Linked DNA regions of Homo sapiens: region 2 is linked to region 1. The links are chromatin loops, found by intact Hi-C in ENCODE. Cell type or tissue: heart right ventricle. All regions are shown on one strand.

Evidence for each region. Hi-C counts contacts between places; a loop is a spot of excess contacts. Peaks named below come from ENCODE experiments on the same cell type or tissue, not always from the same donor. Only the 100,000 strongest peaks of a DNase experiment are listed, where the experiment ranks them.
Region 2: it touches region 1 in a loop (6-fold over the local background); 46 of 110 quality-filtered maps call a loop at or near these places.

What each region holds. Positions count from the first base shown.
Region 1 is chr11:33,992,492-34,000,491 of GRCh38, reverse strand. No RefSeq gene overlaps it. Among named protein-coding and RNA genes, the nearest start is that of CAPRIN1, 55 kb to the left of the region's middle. RefSeq lists enhancers at 3,028-3,528, 3,529-4,029. In heart right ventricle, a CTCF peak has its summit at 3,320 (motif pointing left); a DNase peak (open chromatin) is centred at 3,331; H3K27me3 peaks cover 1,973 bases.
Region 2 is chr11:34,170,294-34,178,293 of GRCh38, reverse strand. It overlaps ABTB2 (ankyrin repeat and BTB domain containing 2), which reads left to right. Exons shown (of 17, transcript NM_145804.3): 4 at 4,987-5,139; 5 at 7,223-7,388. Among named protein-coding and RNA genes, the nearest start is that of NAT10, 69 kb to the right of the region's middle. RefSeq lists enhancers at 2,868-3,788, 3,789-4,711. In heart right ventricle, a CTCF peak has its summit at 3,781 (motif pointing left); a DNase peak (open chromatin) is centred at 3,783; H3K4me3 peaks cover 847 bases; H3K27ac peaks cover 603 bases.

The DNA of each region.
Region 1 (8,000 bases):
ACTTTGGGAGGCTGAGGTGGGCGGTTTACAAGGTCAAGAGATCGAGACCATCCTGGACAACATGGTGAAACCCCATCTCTACTAAAAATACAAAAATTACCCAGGTGTGGTGCTGTGCACCTGTAGTCCCAGCTCCTCAGGAGGCTGAGGCAGGAGAATCACCTGAACCCAGGAGGCAGAGGTTGCAGTGCCACTGCACTCCAGCCTGGCCACAGAACAAGCTTCTGTCTCAAAAAACAAACAAACAAACAAAAAAACAAAAAAAACTACTTTATCTGTTTTGATATATAGTGCTTTGGTTGTCATTTAGTCATAAATAGTTAATAAGTTTCCTAATAATTTCTTAATTGATGTATTTATTTAGAAAAGTGTTTTAAATTTTCTAACTATATTGGGAGTATAGTTAGAAAAAAAACTGACTCCTTGTGCACCTTACATTCCCCAGTGTGCTTACACAATGTCATTATTACTCTAAAGGTGTGACAAATGACAGGCAATGTGCTGAGAGGAGATTAATGATATATAGGAGATCACTCTCTCTTTCCCTATGTAAGATGGTTATTATACAAAGAGAACCATCCTTCAGATTTCTTATTTGAAATTTCAGTTTATAGGTTCACCCGTCTATCCTTTGACATGGGACAGTTTTATAGCTAATGCAGGAATTGTAATTGCACAAATTTCTAGTCTACTGCTTCAGCCTTCCAATCACGTTTCTTACTAATAAGGTTGAGATCCCAAGTGAAACAGTTTGTGGACAGCTCACCACCACCTATTGTTATTCTAAGAAAGCTAACAAAGCCCATTGAAGATGAAGAGTATCACATTGTCATCTCTGTTCATGAAAGACAGACCAATTTTCACATGGGAAACAAAGAATGTATTTGAGGACAAAATGTTGGTGAAATAGTTTGGCTGAGTGAATGTTCCTGCAGCAACGATTATTGCCTCATCACCCAAAGGTGAAAGAACAGGGGAAAAATGGCACAGATTACATCCACCAGGTAACAGATGAGAGAAAGAAGAATATAGTTCAAAAGTTAGCAAGTACCCATATAGTCTTCTGTAGACCCTGTAAAAGGATTATTGCAATCATATTGAGCACTCAACCTCCACCCCCCATTTGAAAAACAAATCATGATAAGATTTAGTGCAATTTAGATGGATTCAGGAAGAACCATTTGGACAACACATTCTTGGCTGGCACTGGAAGGAAAGAACCAGCCGGGCATGGAGGCTCACACTTGTAATCCCAGCACTTTGGGAGGCTGAGGCAGGCGGATCACTTGAGGTCAGGAGCTTGAGACCAGCCTGGCCAACATGTGAAACTCTGTCTCTACTAAAAATACAAAAATTAGCCAGGCGTGGTGGCTGGTGCCTGTAATCACAGCTACTCTGGAGGCTGAAGCTGGAGAATCGCTTGAACCCGTGAGGCGGAGCTTGCAGAGAGCCGAGATTGCACCACTGCACTCCAGCCTGGACAACAGAGCGAGACTCCGTCTCAAAAAAAAAAAAAAAAAAAAAAAAAAGAACCAGACCAAGGATGGAATAAGTGCTAAGTGTCTCCCTGTGTCAGGCCCTGTGCTAAGCACTTTACATGCATTATGTTAAATTTTCTCATTAGTCTTTTGAGGAAGGTTTTAATATCCTTTATTTGTAGGATATATTGAAGCTCAGAGACTTGAGATGACATCTAAATTCGCATAGCTAATAAGTGGAAGAGCTGGATTTGAACCAAGCTCGGCTTGGCCAGCAGTCCATATTGCTTTTAAATAAAATGATGTGTGTCGTTTAGCAGTTTAAAAGGTTAAAGGTGTGATTACAAGGTATTCATACTGGATCTGTTTCTTTCCCACCTCCCTGAGCCACTAGAAGAGGAATTGAGGACAGGTATTTTTTCCCCTGATTTCACTGTTCAGTTCTGCCAGACTCCATCTCCCCCTCCACTATATAGTTAACACCATTTTAAAAAGTTCTGCAGCCCCCTTTCACCAGGTCTCAGTTTTGTTTTTTGTTTGTTTGTTTGTTTGTTTTGAGATGGAGAATCTCGCTCTGTTGCCCAGGCTGGAGTGCAGTGGCACGATCTCGGCTCACTGCAACCTCCGCCTCCTGGATTCAAGTGATTTTCTTGCCTCAGCCTCCCAAGTAGCTGGGATTACAGGCGTGTGCCACTATGCCTGGCTAATTTTTGTATTTTTACTAGCAATGAGGTTTCACTATGTTGGCTAGGCTGGTCTCGAACTCCTGACCTTAAGTGATCCGCCCGCCTTGGCCTCCCAAAGAGCTGGGATTACAGGCATGAGTCACCACACTCGGCCTCACCAGGTCTCAGTCTTGAACCTCTTGCCCTAACCCATTTCAAAGGCTGTGGACTGATCTGAACTTCAACTTCTCCCTGCCCTGCCACCCCCATACTCTCAGGTTGCTATCTTCACTGCTTTTCTCCAGTTTCTTATCCCTCTCTGCTCCCCTGGACAGCCTGCGTTCCAGGCACAGCTTTCCTGGCTAAGGGCATGATTCCTATCTCCTCCGTGGCTGTCTTGCCAGGGCCCCTTAGGCCACTCTGACTCCACTTCATTCCCCTCCCCCTCCCATCCTAATGCCATACAGTCTCCACCCCTCCTCCTTTCAGTTTCTGGCATTGACGAGTGGGAAATGCACTAAGCAGCTTCTATGTGCCAGGCACTAATCCACACATTTGCACCAGGGATGCAAATATGAACAAGTAGATCATTCTGTAATGAAGGAGGCCAACAGAGTTCTGAAACAATGAGACAAGTGTTCAAATACAGGCATGCACGGGATGTCCATGTCATGATAACAGTGAGATAGTCTCTTCTGATGCCAAAGTGGAGACTGGTGGAGCCTTCCCAGATAAGGTGAAGACTTACCTGAATCTAGGAGAATGAGTAGGAGTTTCCATAATTTCCCACCAGCTGGGTTGCTATGGTTATAGCTATAGTAGGCAACTGAAATTTAAGGAGTAGGGGTAGCAGGAGAGGTGAGAAAGTAAAAGGGAGGGTACTTTAGGACTTTTCATTTCCTCTGCACAATCCTTTAAGGTTAAGGAAAAAAATCATATTCCGGACTAGAGTTTCATTCTTCTGCTAACAGGGAGAAATTCCTTCTCTTCTTTCCATTTTGCAAAAATAAAATAGTGAGGGGGAGAGGAAGTTGTTACGTGAATAATTACCTTTCCCGTAATAACTACTCATTTTTAAAGGTGGTTACCGCGTGTTAGAGACGGCGCTGTGTGCTCTTACTGGATACAACGTTCTCAGTCTGTTCTGGAACTGCATTGTTTGGGGTTCCACCTGCTGGTAAGAGCTGGAAGTTCAGAAGTTCAATCACCCTGTCCGCGGGGCTCCATCCTCCTTGCCTTTAGGTGTCCTAGGGCCGAAGAGCCCTGACAGGTGTCTCGAGGTGAAGCTCAGACTGTTTGGACCTATTTCAGTGGGTTGACTGCAGCGAAGGGCCTGAGTGCTGCAGAAGCTGGCCGTGGCGTGGCGGGCAGTGGCCAAATCCAGGCCCCGGTTCTCTGCTACTGGAGCAACCATTGTTGCTAGAGTGGAATCTGCCGCAGATGGGGGTAGGGAGATCCGAGGATGGGTTGCAATTCCCTTGGGGTTACGCTCACGGAGGCAGCTCACAGCCCAAACGTCCAAGGTTTATATTTAATTCCTTCATGCAGCTCCAGGTGGGGAGAAACAGCAGATCCGGTGCGGATGTGCACCCCAACCCTTCAACTGAGAAGGAGCCAGAGCAAAGTGCAGAGGTGGGGCCTCAGCTCCCCAGTTCAGGGAAAGGGGATGCCTGTGCTCTGCAGAGGCCTCTTGTCATTGCTAAGCCGAGACTCCAGGGTTTGATTACTAATGTAATAAGCTTATTTTGCAAATTCAAGGTCTTAAGAGATAGACCAGAGCCAATTCCAGCATCCAGGACTTAAAGAACACAAAATCACCATCTACACTCTTCCTCTGGTTTATTGCCAAGGATGGCCACATGGTCTGTATCTCTTTACCCACTTGGACTTGTTTGTTGCCTTCTCCTGTCTCTGGATTCTTTCTGGGTTGCCCACATTCGCCTCAATATATCTAACTCCAAATCCCAGGGAGAAGGTTTGAGACTGGGGAAAGGGGTTAGTTGTCCTCACCCGAAGATCCCTGGGCTCACTCTGCAAACTTGCCCCTAACTCCCTACTGAAGGGAACCTCCTTCACTCAGTTAAGCGTCAGGCCCCTAGATGTTTCCTTGGTGTTCCTTGGTGGACAGGTCTATGCGACTTCATCCCCCAAAGTCCAAAGAAACTTGGAGAGGCTGAAGAAAGAGGCTGACAAATCCAGTTCCTTAGAAAGAAACATTTAGGGCTGGGCATGGTGGCTCACGCCTGTAATTCCAGCACTTTGGGAGGCTGATGCAGGCGGATCACCTGATGTCAGGATTTCAAGACCAGACTGACCAACACGTTGAAACCCCATCTCTACCAAAAATACAAAAATTAGTGGGCCATGGTGGTGCGCACCTGTAATCCCAGCTACTTGGGAGACTGAGGCAGGAGAATCGCTTGAACTCGGGAGGCAGAGGTAGCAGTGAGCCGAGATCGTGCCACTGCACTCCAGCCTGGACCACAGAGTGAGACTCTGTCTCAAAAAAAGAAAAAAAAAAAAAAAGAAATATTTAGTAGGGACTTGCCAACAGAAGCCATGTCTGTGTCTTGGGTGTCGGTTAGACAAAATGGTGGATCCCTGGGTCATCACCCTCCAGACCCAGGGCTTATGTACTCAGGGAAAGGGTGTTCGTGCTTCAGAAAAGATATGTAGGACAAATGAAGTACAATAACATCAAGGTTGTTTTTTAAAATAGTTAATAATAATCCATTTTATATTTCAAAAGAGCTAGAAGATTTGAAATGTTCCCAATACAAAGAAATGATACATTTCAAGGTGATAGATATGCTAAATACCCTGATTTGATCATTACACATTGCATGCATGTAGCAAAACATCACATGTAACCCATAAATATGTACAAATGTCATGTATCAATACAAGAACAATTAGGAAGCAAAATCAAGATTGTTAGATATTTTCATATTACATCTTAAGAGAAGAACTCTTTGAAATGACAGTGTCTCCTTTTTTTCAATTCTTGTAATACATTCAAAATTACTAGGCCAATTTAAGAAAACCTCATAGTCAAATTCACATTTTATTTTCTGGCTATTTCAGGCAAAAGAGAGGTTTGATTTAACTTAGCCACATGATTTACTCATGAATCAACAAAGTTGTTTTGACCTAAGGGCAGGATTTATAGTAAGTAGATGCTCTCACACAAAGAACAATAGATAAACAATATTTTAGAGATGTTCCTGGAACTGGAGTTAATCAGAAGTCAACATGGTGCAACATGGAGTCAACTCCAGGACGGCATTGCTTTGGCCTCCACATTTAAGGAAGGAAGACTCTAAAGATATCTTCAGGTCAGGCGCAGTGGCTCATGCCTGTAATCCCAGCAATTTGAGAGGCTGAGGCAGGCAGATCACTTGAGGTCAGAAGTTCGAGACCACCAACATGGTGAAACCCCGTGTCTACTAAAAATACAAAAATTAGCTGGGCGTGGTGGCACGTGCCTGTAGTCTCAACTACTCGGGAGGCTGAGGCAAGAGAATGGCTTGAACCTGGGAGGTGGAGGTTGCAGTGAGTTGAGATTGCGCCACTGCACTCCAGCCTGGGTGATGGAGTGAGCAAAAAAATACAAAATAATAATAATAAAAAAGATATATTTAAAGGTAATCTACAGGCCGGGTGAGGTGGCTCATGCCTGTAATCTCAGCACTTTGGGAGGCCCAGGTGGGCAGATCACTTGAGCTTGGGAGTTCTAGACCAGGCTGGGCAACAGGGCAAGACTCCTGTCTCTACAAAAAATACAAAAATTAGCTGGATATGGTGGCACGCACCTGTAATCCCAGCTACTCAGGAGGCTGAAGCAAGAGGAGCACCTGAGCCTGGCAGGTGAAGGTTGCAGTGAGTCAAGATAGAGCCACTGTACTCCAGCCTGGGTGACACAGTGAGACCCTGTCTCAAAACAAGAACAAAGGTAATCTATATTAAACTGCTGGCAGCTTCTTTTGCTGAATAAGAAAGAAAAAAAAATTTGTTACACACAGATTATCTCATATAATCTTCACAGTAATTCTGTGAAGTAGGCATTATTGTTATTCTCATATAGTTAAGAATACTAAGGCTTAGTGGCACAAAGTAATTGCCCAAGTTTTCAGTGGTCCATAGCAGAGAAGCAAATCAAAATAAGTTCTGTTGGACTGAAAACTCTCACACATGCTGCCTCACTTCCATGGAAAGAGCCCCCATCCTCAATGAATAATATTCACTTAAGAATAAAGGATATAGGCCGGGCGCGGTGGCTCACGCCTGTAATCCCAGCACTTTGGGAGGCCGAGGCGGGCGGATCACGAGGTCAGGAGATCGAGACCATCCTGGCTAACACGGTGAAACCCCGTCTCTACTAAAAATACAAAAAATTAGCCGGGCGAGGTGGCGGGCGCCTGTAGTCCCAGCTACTCGGGAGGCTGAGGCAGGAGAATGGCGTGAACCCCAGGGGGCGGAGCTTGCAGTGAGCCGAGATTGCGCCACTGCACTCCAGCCTGGGCGACAGCGAGACTCCGTCTCAAAAAAAAAAAAAAAAAAAAAAGAATAAAGGATATATTGCAAAGAATGCAAAAATCAAGGATGGGTTTCATATTAACTCACTGATATTATTTATGTTTGGGTTTGTCCTCTGTGTTTGTTATGGGCTGAATTGTGTGCTTCTCCCTCCCAATTCCTATGTTGAAGTCCTAAACCCCAGTACTGAACAATGTGACTGTATTTGGAGATAGGGTCTTTAAAGAGGTAATTAAGGTAAAATGAGGCCATACGTATGGGCCCTAATCCAATGGCTGCTGTCTTCATAAGAAGAGGAGATTAGGTTCGGCTGGGCGTGGTGGCTCACGCCTGTAATCCCAGCAATTGGGGAGGTGGAGGCTGGTGGATCACCTGAGGTCAGAATAGCTTGACCAACATGGTGAAACCCTGTCTCTACTAAAAATACAAAAATTAGCCGGGTGTGGTGGCGGGCACCTGTAGTCCCAGCTACTCAGGAGGCTGAGGCAGGAGAATTGCTTGAACCAGTAAGTGGTGGCTGCAGTGAGCCAAGATTGCATCACTGAACTCCAGCCTGGGCGATAGAGTGAGACTCCATCTCAAAAAAACAAAAGAAAAGAAAAGAAAAGAAAAGAAAAGAAAAGAAAAGAAAAGAAAAGGAGATTAGGACACAGACGTGCATGGAGGGAAGACCATGTGAAGTTGTAAGAAGAAAACGACTGTTATAAACTGCATGTTTGCGTTTGCCCCAAAGTTTTTTTTTGTTTTTGTTTGTTTGTTTGTTTGATATAAGGTCTCACTCTGTTTCCCAGGCTGGAGTACAGTGGCATGGTCACAGCTCACTGCAACCTCGACCTCCTAGGCTCCAGTGATCCTCCTACCCCAGCCTCCCAAGTAGATGGTACTACAGGCATGCACTACCATGCCCAGCTATTTTAAAAATTGTTTTGTAGGGATGGGGTCTTGCTATGTTGCCCAGGCTGGTTTTGAACTCCTGGGCTCAAGCAATCCCCTGGCCTTGGCCTCTCAAATTGCTGGGATTACAGGTGTGAGGCACTGCCCCCGGCCTCCCCTCAGATTCTTATATTGGACCCTAACCCCTCCTGGGATGGCATTAGGTGGGGGAACTCTTGCAGGTAATTCAATTGTAAGCATGGAGCTCTCGTGCTGGGACTGGTGCTCCTATAAGAAGACAAAGCTAGCTTTCTCTCTGTCTGCTTTCTGCCATGTGAGGATATAATGAGAAGGTAACCACCTGTAAACCAGGAAGCATGCCCTCACCAGACACTGGGTCTGCTAGTGCCATGATCTTGGACTTGCCAGCCTCCAGAATTGTGAGAAA
Region 2 (8,000 bases), 180 kb before region 1:
TCCCACAGATCCCAGGCTGGGGAGGTGGGTGGACCAAGGAGTAAGGCCTGAAGGGATCAGTTTGGGGGCCTTGTTTGTACATGTGGGCACCAGCCCCTCCCCAGAGGCAGAGGGCTAATCTAGATTTCTGTATATTGAAAGAGGCAGAGGGCTAATCTAGATTTCTGTATATTGAAAGTATTAATCAGTTTTCATTCAGGAAGCAGCATTCTGGGTATTGTAAGCAGGAGATGATTTAATGCAGGGAGTTGGGGGTTCACAGAATCATTGGAGGAGCTCGTGGAGCAGGGTGTAGGCTGAGCATCCAGGAATGACGAACTCGCCCATTAGGGGAGCTGCTCCCTGAGACAGCGCCTGGAACTGTGAGTTTGAACAACACCTCTGGAGCTGCAGTTCAGGAGTAAAGCTGGAATCAAGAAGGCGTTGCAGCCAGGCACGGTGCCTCATGCCTGTAATCCCAGCATTTTGGGGGCCGAGGTTGGCAGATCGCTTGAGCTTAGGAGTCGAGACCAGCCTGGGCAACATGGTGAAACCCCATCTCTGCTAAAAATATAAAAAATTAGCCAGGCATGGTGGTGCATGTCTGTGGTGCCAGCAATTTGGGAGGCTGAGGTGGGAGGTTAAAAAAAAGAAAAAAAGACTTTGCTATTGCTTTTATCATTTCACCATCACTACCACTACTCTGAAGCCTCAGATAGGTGGAAACTGGACTGGAATGTTCTGTAGGAAAAAAAAACCCTCAGTTTTCATGACCTGGTTTGCTAGCAAAAACAGACAAAGGGAACACAAAGGTGGCCTCTGCCTCCCATTCACTTACCAAATTTCATGCAGCATATCTTAATGATAAAACCTAATTTCCAGAATCCCAGCTGCAAAGGAGACTGGGAAATGCAGTTTTCAATTTTCCACCTCACCAGCCAAGATGGTAAAGTGAGGGCTGAATGAGCCCAGTGTATACCCAGTGAGTCCAGTGTATACCCACCAGGACTATCAATACTGCATTTTCTCAAGTGTTGAGTTCTAAGGAGCATGAGGCAGGGGGATGAACCAAGATGCCACCTGATTAGACTTCATGATTTCCCGAATTCCCTCTTGGATTTCCCCTAGTGCAGCTAGGAGATGCCCTCTTAGAGTTTTAGTAGCCACACGTGGTGCTTTGTCTTGGCTGTTGGCCACAATAGGGAAGAATGGCTGGCAAATCCACGGATTATCTTTTTGTTTACACTTCAGTCTCCAATGCTGATGGTTGAAATAAAGGCTTTTCCTGCAATCAGAAGGACTGATATATAGAAGCATGTCTGTAAGCTTGCCTTCCAGCCCTGTAATATAAGAATTGTGAAATCTAAAAATATTTGGGGGGAATTGGGCATTTATGTTTAAGGGAACTCTTATAAACAGAGGGATAATTCATGAATAGATTGTTGTTTCTTCCTAGACTACACAAGATCCCCCCATAGAATCTCAGCTTCCTACTCTAATGAGTCAACACTAGGCTCTTGAAAATTATACACCATTCTTTTCTGGGCAGAAACATGACTTGGTCCATAACTGAAAACCTGGGTACACTATAGTAAGTTACTGATGTTCATCCATACTTTTTGTCACTCAGCAAAACTTTCTACTAATAATTTTGTTTGTTTGTTTGTTTTCTTGAGACACGGTCTCTCTTTGTCTCCCAGGCTGCAGGGGAGTGGTGCGATCATAGCTTACTGTAGCCTCCAGCTCTTGGGCTCAACCTGTCTTCCTGCCTCAGCCTCCCAAGTAGCTGGGACTACAGGCGTGTGCCAGCAGGCCTGGCTTCAGTGAACATTTATTGAGGACCTGCCATGTCAGGCCCCAGGCTGGTCATATTTCAGAGAATACAGAGATGAGGAAGTCATTGTTCCCGTGCTTAGAAGGAACAGTCTGGTTAGGAAGACAACATGCATTCATGGCTATTGCTGTAAAGGAAAGTTTTCAGTGATCTCAGAGCAGGAAGATATTTCTTTCTCTTTTTTTTTTTTTTTTTTTTTTTGAGACGGAGTCTCACTCTGTCACCCTGGCTGGAGTGCAGTGGCATGATCTCGGCTCATTGCGATCTCTGCCTCCCAGGTTTAAGCGATACTTATGCCTCAGCCTCCTGAGTAGCCGGAACTACAGGTGAGTACCACCACGCCCGGCTAACTTTTGTATTTTTAGTAGAGACGGGGTTTCACCATATTGGGCAGGCTGGTCTCGAACTCCTGACCTTGTGATCCACCTGCCTCAGCCTACCAAAGTGCTGGGATTACAGGCGTGAGCCACCGCACCCAGCCCCCCTTTTTTTTGGGGGGGTGGGGAGAGAGAATCTGGGAAGGCTTCTGAAGCAGGTGGCATTGGAATGGAGTCTTGAAGGATAAATAGGATCTAGACAAGCAGGGGTGAGAGCTGTTCGTTCTCATGCATAGATGGGAGCAGGCAGGGTGGGCCTGAGGTCCATGAGTGCTGGTGGTGTGTCCTGGTAACAGGGGTGAGTCACGGCAGGAGATAGGGTGAGGTGAGGTTCTGGGAGTCCTTGAGGGCCAGAGATAGTGAGGCTTTACTGGCCTGTGGCCCTCCCCTTCATACAGATTGGTATGCTCAGTGGACCAGTTAAGTGGTTCAAACCCAGGAATATTGGAAATGACAGAACCAGAACATCAGAATACCTTCCCAAAGGAAAGACCTTTAAGATCACTTCTGATTACAGAAAATCCCTAACTTATGATGGTGCAACTTACAATTTTTCAGCTTTACAGTGGTGTGAAAGCGATATGCATTTAGTAGAAACTACTTCGAGTACCCACACAACAATTCTGTTTCACTTTCATACAGTATTCAGTAAGTTACACTGATGTTCAACATTATTATAAAACAGGTTTTGGCTTATATAATCTTGCCTAACTGTAGGCTAATGTAGGTGTTCTGAGCATGTTTAAGGTAGGCTATTCAGTAGGTGAGGTGTATTCAATGCGTTTTCGCTTAGGATATTTTCAACTTACTATGGGTTTATTGGTATGTAACCCCATCCTAAGTCAAGGAGCATTTATATTTGTTTGCCACTTTTTAAAATAAAAGCATTCTTTGCCCTCAAGGAGAGAAGAAACTTTTAGAACTCTGGAGATGACCCGAGCTTTTGGAGACCTGAGATAGGGGTTCCGAGGGCAGCCCAGGCTGACTCCCTGGAGGTGGCTTACTTCCTAGCCAAGGAGAGAGAATGGACATCTTTTCCCTGGCGGGAGCACTTAGCTGCATGTCAAGGGGAGAGACCACAGTGACCGCACAGGCGGGACGCTCCAAGAGCCCCGAGGGAGTTGGGGTGGCTGGAGGCCTGGCCGCCTGCCCCTGGCTGCCTGCCCGCTCCCTGGCTTAATTTGTAAGGAAGGACAAGAGTGGCATCGGGAAGGGCTGGGAACAGGCAGGAGCCGGGAGGCTGACTTTTGGGCTGTCATCAGAGAGAACAGCATGAGTGAGGGACAGGGCTCCAGGGCTGCCTTGTTCCTGTGATGGAGCAGGGAAAGAGCTCCGTCCATTCTGGGCAGAGCAGGTGGGTGTCCCACGAAGTCATGAAGCCACAGGCTGCCATCCGGGCCCCTCGGTGGCGGGGAGGTCTGTTGGACGGCGAAGTGGTCTCCTGAGGGGGCTCCAACACGGAGCCTTGCCAGAGCTGGCAGAGGACAGAAACGCGTCCCCGCCCCCCAGCTGAATCTGAGCCGCTCGCCGAGGGCAGGGGCGGGCGCGGCCTGAGCCGCAGTCAGGGCCCAGCACAGGCTGTGCACATGGCGTCCCCTGGTGGCACAGAGCGGGCCTCATGAGCGGCGCCCCGGGAGTTTGCAGCTCTAAGCCTGCCGCCGCCTTTCCCTGCTTTTGTGGGCTCTTAGTGATACTCGGACCCGCTAGGACCATTCCTCCCTGTGGGACTTGAAGCCGCTACTCTTTTTCTTTCTTTTTTTTTTTTTTTTTTTTTTTTTTGAGACGGAGTCTCGCCCTGTCGCCCAGGCTGGAGGGCAGTGGCGCGATCTCAGCTCACTGCAAGCTCCGCCTCCCGGGTTCACGCCATTCTCCTGCCTCAGCCTCCAGAGTAGCTGGGACTACAGGCGCCCGCCACCAAGCCCGGCTTATTTTTTGTATTTTTTAACAGAGACTGTGTTAGCCGGGATGATCTCGATCTCCTGACCTCGTGATCCACCCACCTTGGCCGCCCAAAGTGCTGAGGTTACAGGCGTGAGCCACCGAGCCCGGCCGAGGCCACTACTCTTTTCTGAGCACCAAACTGGGGGCAACCTGGCCTGGCACACGAAGTGGTGTCAGCCCACCTCAGTCTAGGTGCCAGATGAGGAAGGAGTGGTCATTAATGTTGTACAACAGCCTAATATGCATCATCCCATTTGGCCTCATGACAGCCTCCATAAGGAGGTATCACACGTGTGCTACAGATGGAGAACCAGACTCGAGTGTGCTTGTCGGAGGGGATGGTGACCTGACCCTGCTGGTGGCAGCCCTGGGTTTGGACCTGGGTCTGTGAGACTCTTAGCTGTGCAGCCTCTCCCCTCTGCATAGAAGAACACTTGGCGACCCTGACTGAACTCTTTGGAGGGGGAAAGGTCCCCAATTCCACACACTGGGGAACTGCTCCTTCCCTGGGCCACCTGAGGGCCCTCAGGTTCTGCTAATGGCCCATGATGGAAATTCCTTCTGTGCATTGCAGGTAGTCGGGGTCTCTGTGAGCAGAAAGAGCAGGTCCCTTGCAAGGGGTGATCAGCCTTGGTTGCCACTTGTGAGCATGTGTGTGCTTAAGGGGTCCCCTGCTGCCCTTCAGGGAGCACTCTCTCTAGGCCTGACCCTCTGCTGCCCAGCAGGGAGCCCCCCACCCTAGGACTGACCCTCTCTCTGCTGCCCCACAAGAAGCACCCTCCCAGGCCTGACCCTCTCTCTGCTGCCCTGCAGGGACCCCACCCCAGGCCTGACCCTCTCTCTGCTGCCCCACAGGCCCTTCATGCTGCTGCCGCCCCTCATGGAGTGGATGCGCGTGGCCATCACCTACGCAGAGCACCGCCGCAGCCTCACCGTGGACAGCGGCGACATCCGGCAGGCAGCCCGGCTGCTGCTGCCTGGTCTGGACTGTGAACCTCGGCAGCTCAAGTATGAACCAGGGAGGAGGGAGGGCCCCGGCATCCATGACCTGCCCCCAGCGGCTCCCCTCTGCTCGCTTCTTCCCCAGATGGCTGGGCGGGGGTCAGAGAGCAGGGGCTGCAGCACATTTGAGCTGTTCTAAGGGTGTCCTCTGCAAAGGCCAAGCCTGAGTATGGGAACAGATCTATTGTAGACTTTGGCTGCTGTCTGGAAACGTCTCCTGCAGCTGCTGGTCTGCTACACAGAGGAGACACACATTGGGACTGGGGCAGGAGAGCCCACACATCTAACTCTTTGGGATACTTGGGGACTGAGGGGCAGAAGTGGGCCCGTTCTTTCCTCTGTTCCTGTAATTGACACCACATGGAGCCCTTCCTGGGTGCAGGTGCTGTGAGCCCTTCCTCTTTATGTGCATTATCTTAGTCCTCATGACAAGTGCAGGGAAGAGGCAATCATGCCCATCTTACAGATGAAGAAGCTGAGGGTCAGAGGGGAACAGTAGCTTGCCCACAGATACTCAGCTAGCACTTTACCGTGCCCAGATTTGAACCCAGGTCCATACGGCCTCCAAGCCTGTGCTCCTAATTTCCTTCCCTAAATGCCTCTCACAGTAGACTTGTTTGCTGAGGAGCTTTTCTAGAGAAGCGTCCCTGGCCATCCTAGGCCCATGAGAGCCTTTTATCTATCTATCTATCTATCTATCTATCTATCTATCTATCTATCTATATACACACACACACACACATATATATATATATATATATATATTTTTTTTTTTTTTTTTTTTTTTTTGAGACAGAGTTTCACTCTGTTGCCCAGGCTGGAGTGCAATGGTGTGATCTCGGCTCTCTGAAATCTCTGCCTCCTGGGTTCAAGCGATTCTCCTGCCTCAGCCTCCCAAGTAACTGGAATTACAGGCACGCACCACCACGTCTGGGTAGTTTTGTATTTTTAGTAGAGACTGGGTTTCATCATGTTGGTCAGGCTGGTCTCAAATTCCTGACCCCAGGTGATCCACCCACCTTGGCCTCCCAAAGTGCTGGGATTACAGGCGTGAGCCACTGCTCCTGGCCTTATATCTTTTTTTTAACCCTCTGCCAAAACCCAGGTTATGGCCTCCTCTGTCTTCATACGGAAGGCCCAAACCCCATTCTAGGACATGAATTTTCTACACTTTGGCCCAACCAAGGCTCCAGACCAAAGCTGCCAACTGGACGTCTGTGATGCGCCCCCTATAACACAGGCATTATCTGTGACTTTCCTTGTAGGTTGCGTTGATTGCAAATGGCAGTCTATGCTACTCTCTACCATCTCTTTGGTACTTCTGAGCCTCACCAGGAAGCCTTAAAGAGAGAGAATGTAGAGCTAAATACTAGAACCTGGCCATGGTGACCGTTTATAGGCTGAGTGCAGCCTGCTCAACACAAACAGTATACAGCCAAGTGCTGAGGCATGAGTCTGGGTGGGAGCTGCTTCCTGCTTGGGGCAGACCCATAACAGATTGTTTTACATGAGTCTTTGTTTTCTGCCAGTTGAAGCAACAAGGGCTCAGAACACTTACTTACTTACTTACTTATTGATTGATTGATTGAGACAGAGTCTTGCTCTATTGTCCAGGCTGGAGTACAGTGGCACAATCTCGGCTCACTGCAACCTCTGCCTCCAGGGTTCAATTTATTCTCCTGCCTCAGACTCCTGATTAGTAGGGATACAGGCACATGCTACCACGCCTGGCTAATTTTTGTATTTTGAGTAGAGACAGGGTTTCACCATGTTGGCCAGGCTGGTCTTGAACTCCTGACCTCAAGTGATTCACCTGCCTTGTCCTCCCAAAGTGCTGGGATTACAGGTGTGAGCCACTGAACCTACCTCCCAAGCAATTTTTTAATGTACTTATAGAAAAGCAGAAATGTGTGCTCTTCATATGACAGAACATGATGGGGACAGTAATTGCTGATCTGATCATAACTCCCTGGTGCTTCCCACCCATCCTCATCCTCACTCTACACGTAAAGCTCACACATGTGTGTCACATCATTGAAAGTTGCTGTCTGCATACAGTCACACGCACCTTTGGGTCTCTTCTGGGCAGACCCGAACACTGTTTCAGTTCCTTCCGGAGGCTGGATGCCCGAGCAGCTACTGAAAAATTCAACCAGGACCTGGGTTTCCGCATGCTCAACTGTGGGAGGACGGACCTCATCAACCAAGCCATCGAGGCCTTGGGTCCGGATGGGGTTAACACCATGGATGACCAGGTACGTCCTGAGAGCTCCACAAAGACAGGCACGAGGACCAGAGTTGGGAATTCTCAGCTCCCAGCATTGGCGGCCCTCTGTCCTAACCCTGAGATTTGCTCAGCTCTGTACTTCGAAAAGGCGGGCTACCTCCCTGAATCCTGCCCTGCCTGGTCATGTGGAATGTCAGCTTGGAGACTTCTAGTATCCCTTGGAAGAACTTTGTCATGTGGCTTCCGCTTCCCTGGCTGGACAGCTGGCCACTGTTTCAGGTGGTGCAAGGCTAGGAACGAGTCTGGGAGAGTGAGCTTCATCTCCAGCTAGGGACACGATCGCTAACCCTGTAGTACAGCCTATTGTGTGCCAACTACTTGCCAGGGCATGGAAACCCTTGTCCTCATGGAGATACCATTTTAGTGCAGGAGACAGATAAGAAGAAACACAGACATGTAAAATGTAGAGGATGTTAAAGTGCTGAGGACTAAAATGAAGCATGAAAATGGGTAGGAAATGTGGGAGGTGATGTAGTTTTAGATAGGCTTTAACTTGAGTTTCGCATCTGTTTTGTTTTTTACTTTTGCTGTGAACAGCTACCATTTATATAGCATTTACTATGTTCGATGCATTGTTCTA